2 separate regions of the Homo sapiens genome follow, and region 1 is linked to region 2. The links are chromatin contacts, found by Hi-C or POLR2A ChIA-PET in ENCODE. All regions are on one chromosome and are shown on one strand. The core of a region is the stretch at or near the end of the contact, and the rest is flanking DNA. Distances in the headings are between cores, read along the strand shown. Region 1 holds the start of TGFBR1 (transforming growth factor beta receptor 1). Region 2 overlaps GALNT12 (polypeptide N-acetylgalactosaminyltransferase 12).

Region 1 (6,148 bases), core at 2,926-5,425, 260 kb after region 2:
TTTCCCCACCCTTTGAATTTGGGCTCAGCCCCAGTTCATGCCCAAACCAATGGGATATGGTAGAAGTGATGTTGTGCCAGTGGATGTTTTTTTGTTTTGTTTTGTTTTTGAGACAGGGTTTCACTCTTGTCACCCAGGCTGGAGTGCAGTGGTGTAATCATGGCTCACTGCAGCGTTGACTTTCTGGGCTCAAGCGATCCTCCAACCTCTCAGCTTCCTGAGTAGCTGAGACTACAGGTGTGAACCACTATGCCTGGCTAATTTTTGTATTTTTTGTAGATAAGTGGTTTTGCCATGTTAACCAGGCTGGCCTCAAACTCCTGGGCTCAAGCCATCGCCCCATCTTGGCCTCCCAAAGCGCTGGGATTACAGGCATGGGCCACCATGCCTGGCCGGTGCCAGTTCTAAACCTAGACTCAAGGCTCTTGCACGCTTTCATTCATTATCTTGGATAATGAATGTCATGTTATCAAGCCTAGGCTAGCCTGCTGGAGGATGAAAATCCACATGGAGGAGCTGATCTAGCTCATTACCCTCTTCCACCCCCTTCCACCTGACAACCGACTCATAAGTGAGCTCAGTGGAAATCAGCATAAATTGGCCTAAACCTGAAAAACTGTCCTACAGTCTCATGAAAGATGATATATGGTTATTATTCTAAGCCACTAAATTTTGAGGTGGTTTGTTTTTCAGTTAGGAGCACCAAGAATTAGCAATAGCTAATAATGGCAGAAGTCAATAATGTCTTGTAGGTTAGAAAATAAGATAGAAATAAAATATGCAACAATAAATAGGATGGACAAATGAGCAGAATAGAAGCATTCTAAGGTGAATAAAAATAGATTAATTTTTCTCATATAATAAGAAATAAGCATTATGGAGCTGGTGCAGTTATTCAAAGTGAATAAAAAATAGATTAATTTTTCTCATATAATAAGAAATAGGCATTATAGAGCTGGTGCAACTGTTCAGGAAATTTATCAAAAACCTAGACTCTCTCCATTTTTTCTCTCTACAGTCCTCAGTTTTGGCTATCGCCTTTATGTTTACAAAATGGCTGCTGTACCTCCAGGCATTGCAACTGTGTTCCAGGGAGAAAGAGAGAATATGATGAGTCTCTTCTTTTTTTAACTAGGAAGTATCTTTTGTACAGGCTCCGCCTTGTGGAAAGTAGATTTCTGTTTACATGTCACTGGCCAGAACTCTTGTCACATGGCCATACCTAGGTACAAGGAGCCTGGGAAATTGACATATATATTTTTTCTAGGTGATCTGCTTTCCCAAAGAAAAACAGGACTCCATTATAAAGCAAATGTAAGAATGGGTGTAGTTTAGATGACAAGCAGTCTCTGCTCTCTATTTTGGAGAAATCCTCTTACTTAAGGAACTAATCCAAAAGGAAAAGCAAACAATGTCCTTGGCATAAAGATTAAGAGACAACATTACACAGGGTACAAGGCACTGGAGTGAGACTCCTAGTCCTAGCTCTGCAGCTGACTTGCTGGGGAACTGATCCTCAGTTTCCTTCCCTTTAAATTAAGACATTGGAGTAAATAACATGTAAGCATTTTAAACAACAAGTAAGTCTGTAAAGACTGAAGGGAATTAACATTTATGACAGATTCCTTAATGTGCAATAGCTCATTTAGACCTCACAACAGTATCTCCCTTTACCCTGGGGGATGCTAAATCTCAAAGCAGTCAAATAGTGTTCCCAGACCCACATCTAGTGAGTGGCAGCCAGAATTTCAAGTCGGGTCTGTAGGCCTCCAAAGCCAGAGGCTTCTTTCTACTGCCCATCCAACCTTTCTCAAAAGGCAAATAAGGTCATGCATTTTTATTTACTGAATTTTAAGTAAAGCAGTGTCTTTTGAAGCGGGCCCAGTGCCACTTGCAGCAGAATCACCTGGGATGTCTATTACAAATGCAGATTCCTGAACCTTCTCCACATGAACTGAAGCAGACTTGCTAGGGCCGAGGGAGACCCAGGAATCTGTATTATTACAAGCTCTCCAGGTAATTGGAGAGACTTTACAATTTGGGAACCATGATTTTAAACTAATAATTTAGTGTTCCATTCTAGTGTAGTTTATTTATGGATCTGTGGCTCATGGAAATTTCCTCCTAGTATCAGGAAGATACAACTTAAAAATAGTCTGTTTTTCCTTCCTATTGTATCCACTGAATTCCACGGAAAATGTTAAGGAACTGGAGGTGTGATTAACACTGATTAATCTAGGCTCCGTACGTCAAAGGCACAGACTGACATGAACATACATGCTGATTAGAATCATACAGAGCTGGAAGGGGATGGGCAAAGAAATGGCATTAGCTAAATATTTACTATGTTCCAGACACTGTACCAGACACATTACGTCATTTAAGGGGCCCAAGACAAGTGATTCAATCCCTTTTATTTATAAACGGGGTAGGTACTATTATTATTTACATTTTAGAGATGAAGAAGCTAATGGCCAGAGAAAAACAGTCACTTTCTGAGATCATTCATTCATTCATACAATAAAAATCTCATTAGCTCTTATCTTATGAAAGACATTGCAAATAGAGCAGCAAAAAGGCAGTCTAGGGACCTCAGGTGGCACAAAGTCCACCAAATCTCCATTGAAGAAACTGGAACTGAGAGGGCAAATTGGGACTGGAGCCTGCCAGAAGCCATCTCTCTGGAATCCCTCAGCCTGAGCAAGAGGGGAGTTTGCTGCTGAGGCTGCTGGAGCTGCGGTGTAGAGCAAGTTGCAGGCCTCTGAGCCTGTTGGAGGTTCAGAAAGGTTAGCTGACTTGCTTAAGTAAGTGTCCTAGACAGGAGGGAGAAAGCGCGCGGGTCTCAGATCCCAGCTCCAATATCCACGCCTTTTCCCTTTTCATCTCCCGGAAGGAAGCCTTCACAGGTGGGGAAAATGCTCACCCAGTGACTCTAAAGTAGTGCACAAATTGGCATTAATCAGAACCATTCTGATTCCTGCTATCAAGGTTTATTTAATTCTAAGCTCAAATGACACAGAAAATAAAATTTCCTCCTTAAAAGGTTCTGCGGAAAAATATTCTCTGTTCTACGTAACAGCCTCCTTGGCTGTGTTTGTGTCTGAAGAAAGGACTAGTCTGACAGGAAGAATTACAAATCTGGAGCTCATTTTGGCGTCGCAGAGGGAAGGTGGGTGGAGCGTCTCGCAGTAAATTAGGAATTCAGAATGAAAACGTAGAGTTTATTTGGGTTTTTAGTGACACCTCAGGATTATTATACAGCAGTGTCAGACACAGCTCAAAGTAATGATGACTGCTCCCCCTCCGCCCCGCGGGAGCTGGGTGCTAAGAAGGGGGAACCCCTCCTTTGAGGGGTTGGGGTGGGGATCCTCCCTTTCCAACCTGGATCGGGAAGGGGTTTGAGAGGAGTGCGGCTTGGATCCCCATCCTGGATCTGTGCTGGAGGGAGGCGGGAGGCTATTTGGGGGTGTGTTTGGGCTCAGGATCTGGGTCTGACGCTGGGATCTGAGGACTTTCTGGGTTTGGAACTGGGTGGGGGAGCTGGGTTTGGGGTGACCGCTGGGAGCAGGAGGAAATAGGAGAGTGAGTCGCATGTGAAGGGCACTGAGGAGGGATCTTCGGGGGAATGCTGAAGTTGATGCGTGGACTTGGAGAGGGGAAGTTGAAGTGGATGCAGGGGCCTGGCGCTGCAGCGGATCTGGGTGGCATGTGCTGGGATTGCCAATGCGGAGCTGTGAATGGGGTCAGGGTGGGGCTGAGGCAGTACCAGATCTTCCGCGCCTAGAGGAGGTTAGAAGAAAAGAGCGTCGAACGGCCACAGCCTTTTTCCGAAAGAGACTCACACAGACACACCCATCGCTCTACCCGGCCCTCCGGGGCTAGCGGCTGAGCGGTGCTGGGGCTGGCAGACCCCGCCCCCACGCGGCCTCTCGGAGCCGGGAGCCGATCGGGCCGGGGCTGGGGTCTGGCGGCCCAGCCCCCGGGGAGCGTGGGGCGTGGCCAGAAACCGGCGCTCGCGGCTGCGGATTGGCTGCCTGGCGGGCCCGCAGGCGGGGCTCCCGGCTGGGTCCCGCTTGGCAGCTCGCGGCGGCGGGGAGGCGGGGCCGGCGGGAGCCCGGCAGCCAATGGACGCGCGTCCTCCGAGCAGTTACAAAGGGCCGGAGCGAGGCCGCCGCGGCGGCTAGGGAGGTGGGGCGAGGCGAGGTTTGCTGGGGTGAGGCAGCGGCGCGGCCGGGCCGGGCCGGGCCACAGGCGGTGGCGGCGGGACCATGGAGGCGGCGGTCGCTGCTCCGCGTCCCCGGCTGCTCCTCCTCGTGCTGGCGGCGGCGGCGGCGGCGGCGGCGGCGCTGCTCCCGGGGGCGACGGGTGAGCGGCGGCGCGGCGGGCGGGCGACTGCGGGGCGCGCGGGCCGGACCCGGCCTCTGGCTCGCTCCTGCTCTTTCTCAAACATGGCGCGGGGCCGGGGGCGCAGGTGGCGGCGCCGGGGCCCGGGCCGGGCTCTCGTGGCGCCGCGCGGCTCGGCGGCTGCCGGGCGAACCGCAAGCGGGGAGCGGAGGCGGGGCAGGGGCGTGTGTCCGGGCGCGGGCGGACGTGTCCGGCTGCCCGAGGCCGCCCCGCTCGGGACTCCCCGGGGAGGTGGAGTCGGGCGGAGTCGTCCGAGGTCCGGGGCTGCCCTCTGGGGTGTGAGTGGGCGAGGGCCAGGGGCGGAGAGTGCGAGGCCGGCGGGGACTGGCAGAGCCGTGGCTGCCCGCCGCCGCCCCCTGGGCACGGCGTGACCTTGTTCTGGGGACCCCCGCCCCAAGAGGGTCCGTGCCAGAGGCTGCCGAACCCGGGGCGGGGTTTGAGGTTGGGGTGGAAGGCGGCTCCCGGGCGGGGTGTGAGCTCCGAGCCTCTAGGGCTTCGTCCAGTGGGAGTCGGGGGCGACGTGTGGTGAGACCCCTGGGTCCGCAGGCCGCCCTGACTCCCGCCCGGCTCGACCCGAGCCGACCCTGCTGGAAGGGGCTGCTCCTCCAGCCAGGGGGGCTTTGTGTGAGAAGAAGGAAGCGCGGAGATGCGCGGAATGTTTCTTCTTTCGTGCGTCTGGGGAGTGTTGAAGTGAGTCCAGTAACCAGACGGCTACGGATTGTTTTCATAGTGGAAACTTGAACGTTTGCTCATTCTGCGGGTTTTGGAAATTTTGGGAACGACTGTGAATTGATTAAACGCTTTTTATTTCCTCGAAGGAACATCACTCACGTTGTTCCTTTTCTTGAGTGACAGTTAATAGTTTGATTCAGACATCTGTATAGCTGGTTTTCAAGGAAGACTGTTGGCTGGATTTTTCAAAATAGTAAATCAGGTTGGGGTAGGTGGTTGGTATCCACAAAGGGATGAGTGAAAAACTTCGTTAGCAGCTGAACTGAGACACTAGAAGCTAAAATACACAGCCTCAGTGTTAGCAACTAAAATGCAGTGAAAGTACATTTCTGTTTCTGAAACTGGACAAAAGATGTTGAAATTTTTTTAAAAAATCAAGACTGACGGTGACGATTATAATCAGTCCTAATAGCTACCGTCTATGTATTGTGCATTACTACGATGTAAATGCATACACTATTGTATAATTACATTATTTAATCACCACAAGTAAACTCCCAGGAGTAGTGGCATTTGCCCCACTTTACAGATGTGCAAAGTGGGGTACAGACACGTTAAGTACCCAATAACTTAAGTGCTAAAGCTAGGATTTTCACTCAGATCTCAGTTTCCCAAACCTGTATGTCATATATATATATAAATATGTATACATCATACTATCTGGCGTAGCCCATTTTTCTTCTTCAGTCGTCTGATGAGCAATTGGTCTTTATTATCCACTTTGGATTCTGTCCTCATGATTTGAGTATCAGATAGGCTTCATTCCGACTCTTAGCACATTGTTGAGTCCCTTCACGTGGGCCTGCATTAGAGGAAACAATGGATTTTTGACATTGGCCTAGGGAGGAAGGCAGGATAACTGTGTGGACATTTGGGAGAATCAGTATAGTTAGGCATGAAACACAGGTAACATTTCCACACCGCTATTAACTTGAATAACACAGTGCACTCTTTTCCACCAGAAGTAGCACAAGAAGCGTTCATGTATTCAAGTAACAGTAGTGGACTTAGT
Region 2 (6,765 bases), core at 549-3,048:
AACCGGAAGGCGGAGGTTGCAGTCAGCCGAAATCATGCCACTGCACTGTAGCCTGGGAGACAGAGCGAGACTCCGTCTCAAAAAAAAAAAAAAAAAAAGGTGCAATAATAGCAGACTTACTTTACTGAGGATTAGATGCATAGCCAGAAATATTCTTTGGAAACTATAAAGCTCGATAGAGATTAGTTGTTGCTTGTGGTATTATAACCAAGAAAACACCTCTGATAGAGTAGTCTCCCTGGATAGTCACAGTTGATTTGAAACTGAGGGTTACCTCAGACCTGAGGGTGCTGGCCCCACCACACTTGCAGTCAGCTTGCATCAGGACTTGTAAATCGATCATATCCTTTGACTCACTAAAAAGCATGTGAGGGAATAAATCCAAAGAAAATCATTTGAAAGAAAAAAATTCATTGTTTTTTATCTCCCTGGGCAGCTTTCACTCCCAATATACTGCTTATAAATGGGTTTATTCTAAAGATGATTAAAAGCTGGAATATGTTTTCCTGCAGAAAAATGTTGTCACTAGCAATGACATTTGCAGGCTGCCCAGAAAAGCCACACACCATGGTGTTACCTATTGAATACAGGAAAATAAGAAGGAAAAATACTTCTGCACACCCCAGACGTCTCTGATCTTCTTGAATGTCCTCCTCTTCCCATCTTTCTCCCAACCAGAAGCCATTGTAAGCCCTCAAGGAATGGTAGTGGACACTAGAAACAATAAAATCAGTTTGACATATCAAAAATTTTATCTTAAATTTCAGTGACCATTTAAGGAAAAGGAAGTTTGTTCAGGAGGCTGGGAAGAAGGATACTGAATTGGATTTTTTACCTTTCTTCAGGACGCTTAATACTTTGATTCATATGTGAAAAGGATACAGCTTGATTTATTATATTTCATCAGTCATGCCCTAAATATATATATATAAAACAAATATATATTGAACAGAAACATATGTGAATTCTGAAGGAAATGTCCCCACTTATATTCACTAGACCATAATAGAAAGCTTAGTTCTTAGGGCTGGATCTTTTTTTTTTTTTTTTTTTTTTGAGACGGAGCCTTGCTCCACCAAGGCTGGAGTGCAGGGGTGCAATCTCAGCTCACTGCAACCTCTGCCTCCTGGGTTCAAGCGATTCTCCTGTCTCAGTCTCCTGAGTAGCTGGGACTACAGGCGCCCGCCACCACGCCCAGCTAATTTTTTGTATTTTTAGTAGAGATGGAGTTTTGCCATGTTGGCCAGGCTGGTCTTGAGCTCTTTGGCCTCAAGTGATCCACCTGCCTCAGCCTCTCAAAGTGCTGCGATTACAGGCGTGAGCTACTGTGCCCAGCCTTGTATTTTCTTATGTAGGCCTAAAAACCTCTGAAATGTCATTTCTTGGATTCTACAAAACATGAGTTTGGATTTTTTTGAATGAAAAAAGTTCCATTTAGTGAACAGCACATCACAAAGGTTTTTCACTGATGTTGTTATTCACTCTGCCTGTTTGCTGCTCAGCCATGATTAAGTTCGTTGCATACAGCTTATAACAGAGAGGCAGAGGGAAAAGATAAACACCAGGCCTGAGAGAGAGACTTGCTGAGATAATTGAGCAAGGGCTGGCAGAAAGGAGAGAAGCAGGAGGTCATTAAAGAAGACCATCGTCTTTGGGGTTTGGGAATTGGCACAAGGCATATAACCCACTGATTCTCTGATGTGTGACAGGTGAGTAGCTCAGGCCAAGTGACTGGCTTCCTCATCCATCTGGTCTGTGGCTGAGCTGGGACTACAGCCAAGTTTCCACACTCTGTTTAAATACCTAAGAGAAAGAGATCACCCTGCACGGAATGAGTTGACCTAAGAGGAGTGAAAGAGATAAACAAAGGATCTTTGTTCCTGATTTCCCTGAAGGAAGCCAAATGCAATAGGGAGATGTAGGGTATGACACATGCCCAGAGCAGCCAGCAGGTGGCACCATCGGTCCTGTGAGAGGCAAGCGGGACGCAGCCTGTACAAGCCTGGTGCTGTGTCCCCGGGACAGTCCTGAGTTGCTGCGTTACACGGAAGACACTTACCCCTCAATAAATATTTCTGAAATGGTAAAAATCAGACCCTGATCTCTTTAAAACATGTCTTTAGGAAAAAGAGACTTTTCTGATGACTTGCCTGTCATTCTGTTATCTTTTGTAGGATGGATCTTTATTTCACGAACAGTCCAAGAAATGTGTCCAGGCTGCGAGGAAGGAGTCGAGTGACAGTTTCGTTCCACTCTTACGAGACTGCACCAACTCGGATCATCAGAAATGGTTCTTCAAAGAGCGCATGTTATGAAGCCTCGTGTATCAAGGAGCCCATCGAAGGAGACTGTGGAGCCAGGACTCTGCCCAACAAAGACTTAGCTAAGCAGTGACCAGAACCCACCAAAAACTAGGCTGCATTGCTTTGAAGAGGCAATCATTTTGCCATTTGTGAAAGTTGTGTTGGATTTAGTAAAAATGTGAATAAGCTTTGTACTTATTTTGAGAACTTTTTAAATGTTCCAAAATACCCTATTTTCAAAGGGTAATCGTAAGATGTTAACCCTTGGTATTTAGAAAATTAAAACCTTATAATATTTTTCTATCAAGATGTATATTTTACAGTCGTGCCTTTTACTCTCATTAGCAAAAAAGATAAAGATTTTATTTTGGTATTTACAAGAATTCCCAGGTACGAAGATATCTGCATGGGTGGAAATCAGGTTCAAGCAACGTACTTTGCATTAACTGATAATACCTCAGCTGCGGGGTTAAAGTTTTCCCAGTATAGAGAGACTGTCACTAGGAACATTGTATTGATTTATTCAGGTCATTGAGATCTTCTAGATGTATTTTAAAAAGAATGCTTTTTGGTTATGTGTTGCTACCACAGTTAACACTCCATAATGTTCATGTCAGCCAAAGAGGACTAACCAAAGCTGAAATCTCAGAGAACAATTTGCTTTACTAAGCTGAGTCAACTTGAGAGCGAACTTCTAACAATGCCGCACTGTAGTGTGGCTGGTTCTACCACTATGACTTTAAAACATGTTTATATCATTTTTAATTTTTATGATACGGTAGTGTCAGGGAGAAATGTAATGTTCTATATGAAATTCCTTTTTCAAGTTTGTTCATTAATAACAGTTATTAATTTAAATCAGCGTTAGAGTTTGTGCTGCTGCAACTGCTGTGAAAATTTCTCTGAGTAATTCTGATTTGTGAATGATCCCAGACCAACCCTGAGATTTTGTCAACCTGATTAAGTCAATATGAATGATTAAAAAGATGTGAGAACACTGACTGCAGATCTTTTTGTACTGTAAACCAAAAATAAAATTCTAGGGCCGGGTGCGGTGGCTCACGCCTATACTCCTAGCACTTTGGGAGGGCAAGGAGGGCAGATCACTTGAGGTCAGGAGTTCGAGACCAGCCTGGTCAACATGGCGAAACCCCGTCTCTATTAAAAATACAAAAATTAGCTGGACGTGGTGGCATGCGCCTGTAATCCCAGCTACTCCGGAGGCTGAGGCAGAAGAGTCTCCTGAACCCAGGAGGCGGAGGTTGCAGTGAGCCAAGATCGCGCCACTCTACTCCAGCCTGGGCGACAGAGCCAGACTTTGCCTCAAAAAATAAAAAATAAAATTCTGGGGTCCCCCATCTGATTGAATGGACTCCTCTCTTGGCCAAGAAGATCCCAAAAAAACCTGAACCTAGTTCAGAACTGAAAAACTAGTTCAGGCCATGATGAGAAGGGAGCAGTATCCAGACAAGCCTCATTACCCTCTCCTCCCTTTGGAGTTTAAAGACAACTGACTGGCATTCACGTTAAAACAGATCTCTTAAGATGGACCAAACAGACTCTTTGTAGCAACACATACCAAATTCCAACCTGACTGGTATAACATCCTATGACCCTGAAGGAAATCCAAGTATTTTGCCACAAAATATATTTCTTTAACATATTCTGAAATGGCCCTGCAAAGCTGTCTCTTGCGGGGGAAATTTACATTCTGTAGAGAATCTCCTTCCCTAACTAGGTCTTTTCAGGAGAGTCTGACACTTTTTAAGGTCTGATAAGAGACCTTCACATCTATTTTCTCTGAAGCCTGCTACCTGGAGCTTCATCTACATAAGAACCTTGGCTTCCACCCACCATCCCCCCCACCCCACCCCACCCCACCCCACCCCTTACTTAGTTCAGCTGACTTGGACTCTTCAGGCAGAGCTTAACTCTTTCAACCAATTGCCAATCAGGAAATCTTCGCATTCGCGTGTGACCTGGAAGCCCCGCCCCCCGCCCCCTTCTTTAAGATGTCCCGCCTTTCCAGGCCAAACCAAGTTATGTCTGCCTGTAACTTCTGTTTCCCTAAGATGTGTAAAATCAAGCTGTAACCAACCACCTTGGGCACATATTCTCAGGACCTCCTGAGGTTGTGTCACAGGCCATGATCCTTAACCTTGGCAAAATAAACCTCTGAATGGATTGAGACCTGTCTCAGATAGTTTTTGGTTTACAGGACCAATCAGATGGGAGCGATGAAGATACACGTGGAATTGATTAAAAGGTATCAATTTGTGTCTCAGGCTCTTTTTGACATACATTCTCCACTCAGATCCTGTCAAGGACCAGTTTAACATTTACCCAGAAACAACTTGGCTTGGGCTGGCTCGAATCCATCTGATGCAACTTAACTTATCTGTACTTCAGTTTCTTCATTGGAAAAACAGGGATAATTAAACCAAGATATGGGATAGCTGTGAGGATTAAATAACACATAGCAGGTCAGGGCTTAGGCCCTGGTGTTACCAGAAAGGGATCTGGATCTTGGATTACGCACAAGAAAGAATTCAGGGTGAGTCCAAAGAGTAAAGTGAAAGCAAGTTTATTAGAGAAGTAAAGAAACAAGAATGGCTATTCCATTCTTGGGGGTCCAGAGTACCCCCGAGGACTACTGGTGGGCTATTTCTGTAGTTATTTCTTGATTATATGCTAAACAAGGAGTGGATGATTCATGAGTTTTCTGAGAAAGGGGCGAGGACTTCCCAGAACTGAGGGCTCCTTCTCATAGACCATATAGAGTAACTTCTTAGCATTGCCATGGCACTTGTAAACTGTCATGGTGCTGGGGGGAGTGTCTTTAGCAGGTGAATGCATTATAATTAATGTATAATAAGCAGTGAGGACCACCAGAGGTTGCTTTCATCCCATCTTGGTTTTGGTGGGTTTTGGCTGGCTTCTTTACTGCATCCTGTCTTATCAGCGGGTTCTTTGTGACGTGTATCTTCTGCTGACCTTCTATCTCATCCTGTGACTAAGAATGCCTAACCTCCTGGGAATGCAGCCCAGCAGGTCTCAGCCTCATTTTACCCAGCCCCTGTTCAAGATGGAGTTACTGTGGTTTGAACACCCCTGACACTGGCCCACAGTATGGGCTTATTAAATATCAGCTTCTATTTTCAGAAATGTACTTTAATATTTATTCAAAAATAAATATTAAGTAGTTTAGCTTTTTAAAATCTTTATGGGATTAAACAGCTCTTTAGCAGGCAGGAATAGCTTTCGACACAGCTCAGTTCTCATAAATGTGAGGCAGTGTGGGCCAAGCTTCCCTTCCTACCGCTGTGGGAACTTGTGAAAACAGACGCAATGCCCCCCCTCAACCCATGAGTTAGGAAGTCCTACCCTGTCTCCCCTCCCCACCGTTTCTGTCACATCAGTGTGAGCTTGATGAAGGGGTGTTGGGCCCTCCCAGATGCAGGGAGACAGTTCAGGCAGACATAAAATTAATGCTGACAAAATCCATCAAGAGTGCAGGGAGGCTGCAGAGGTTGCATGTCTGGAGAGTCTGCCGAGCATGGCAGCTAATTAGTTTTGCTTGAGAAGTCGCCCCTCTAACTCCTGCATCCGCTTACATTCGGTCATTTTTAGGCTCGAAAACAGTCAATATAAAATAGAAATCATATTTTGGGGGGTGTCAAGGGAAATCTTTACACAGACTGGGAGGGAATTTACAACATCTCGAGAAAACGTTCTCTTCACCGATGGGTGAAGAGCCTGAGAAAAAGCCCATAGGGATGTGAGGGAATTCACACATCTATTCACTGTACCCGAGTGGGTTCCCACCTGCCCCCACCTGCCCCCACCTGCCTCCCTGGCAGGTGTGAATCCAGGGCTGATGTGTGGAGTTGGAGTCCTGGGGGCCAGCCCCAGCTGTGGCAGATTGGCAGATTGTTTCGCCTTCTAGGACTCTGTTGTAGTTTCCTCTAATTTGGTCTTGAGGTCTGTCTCAAGAGCATGGGTAAAAACTCTAGCCCTGCCCTGCCAGGGCTCTAGGGATTTGGTCATGAATGTTTATAGTGTGTCTTTCATGGGACACTTCATCCTGGCAGACAGCCTAATGCCTGGGTGTCCAACCCATGACAGGGTGTTCCTCTCACAGAAAACTTGGTTTATACTGGAAGATGCCTTTGTGGCTCTTGTCTGACCTGCTCAGTTTATTCCTACCAAGACAGCCCCTCTCCAGGAGAGCCCTGACGGGGGAAGAAGGTAGGTTTGGGTGTGTTGGTCAGGTGAGACACAGAAGAGGCAACTCAGCAAAACACATGAAATAAGGCTAGGCATGGCTCACACCTGTAATCCCAGCACTTTGGGAGGCTGAGCCAGTGGATCACCTGACATCAGGAGTTCAAGACCAGCCTGACCAACATGGCAAAACCCCAACTCTAATAAAAATACAAAAATTAGCTGGGTGTGGTGGTGG

Evidence for each region. Hi-C counts contacts between places; a loop is a spot of excess contacts on that map. ChIA-PET counts read pairs that join two places held with the same protein, here RNA polymerase II (POLR2A). Pooled maps may share reads with other maps.
Region 1: a map of HepG2 shows a loop between it and region 2 (25-fold over the local background). The contact joins the promoter of TGFBR1 here to the enhancer-like site in region 2. A Hi-C loop is called at or near these places in 1 of 168 maps with a recorded cell type or tissue (HepG2) and 10 of 50 pooled maps. POLR2A ChIA-PET finds 5 or more read pairs at or near these places in 2 of 52 experiments (AG04449 and activated CD4-positive, alpha-beta T cell).

What each region holds. Positions count from the first base shown.
Region 1 is chr9:99,100,938-99,107,085 of GRCh38, forward strand. TGFBR1 (transforming growth factor beta receptor 1) reads left to right here and starts at 4,176. Exons shown (of 9, transcript NM_004612.4): 1 at 4,176-4,365. The coding sequence starts at 4,269. RefSeq lists silencers at 3,704-4,303, 4,394-4,903.
Region 2 is chr9:98,846,778-98,853,542 of GRCh38, forward strand. GALNT12 (polypeptide N-acetylgalactosaminyltransferase 12) reads left to right here. Exons shown (of 10, transcript NM_024642.5): 10 at 2,175-3,304. The coding sequence ends at 2,315. Among named protein-coding and RNA genes, the nearest start is that of GALNT12, 42 kb to the left of the region's middle. RefSeq lists an enhancer at 1,870-2,164. Within about 2 kb of position 1,799, at least 5 of the 41 ENCODE cell types and tissues checked have a DNase peak (open chromatin) inside an H3K27ac peak, as active enhancers do.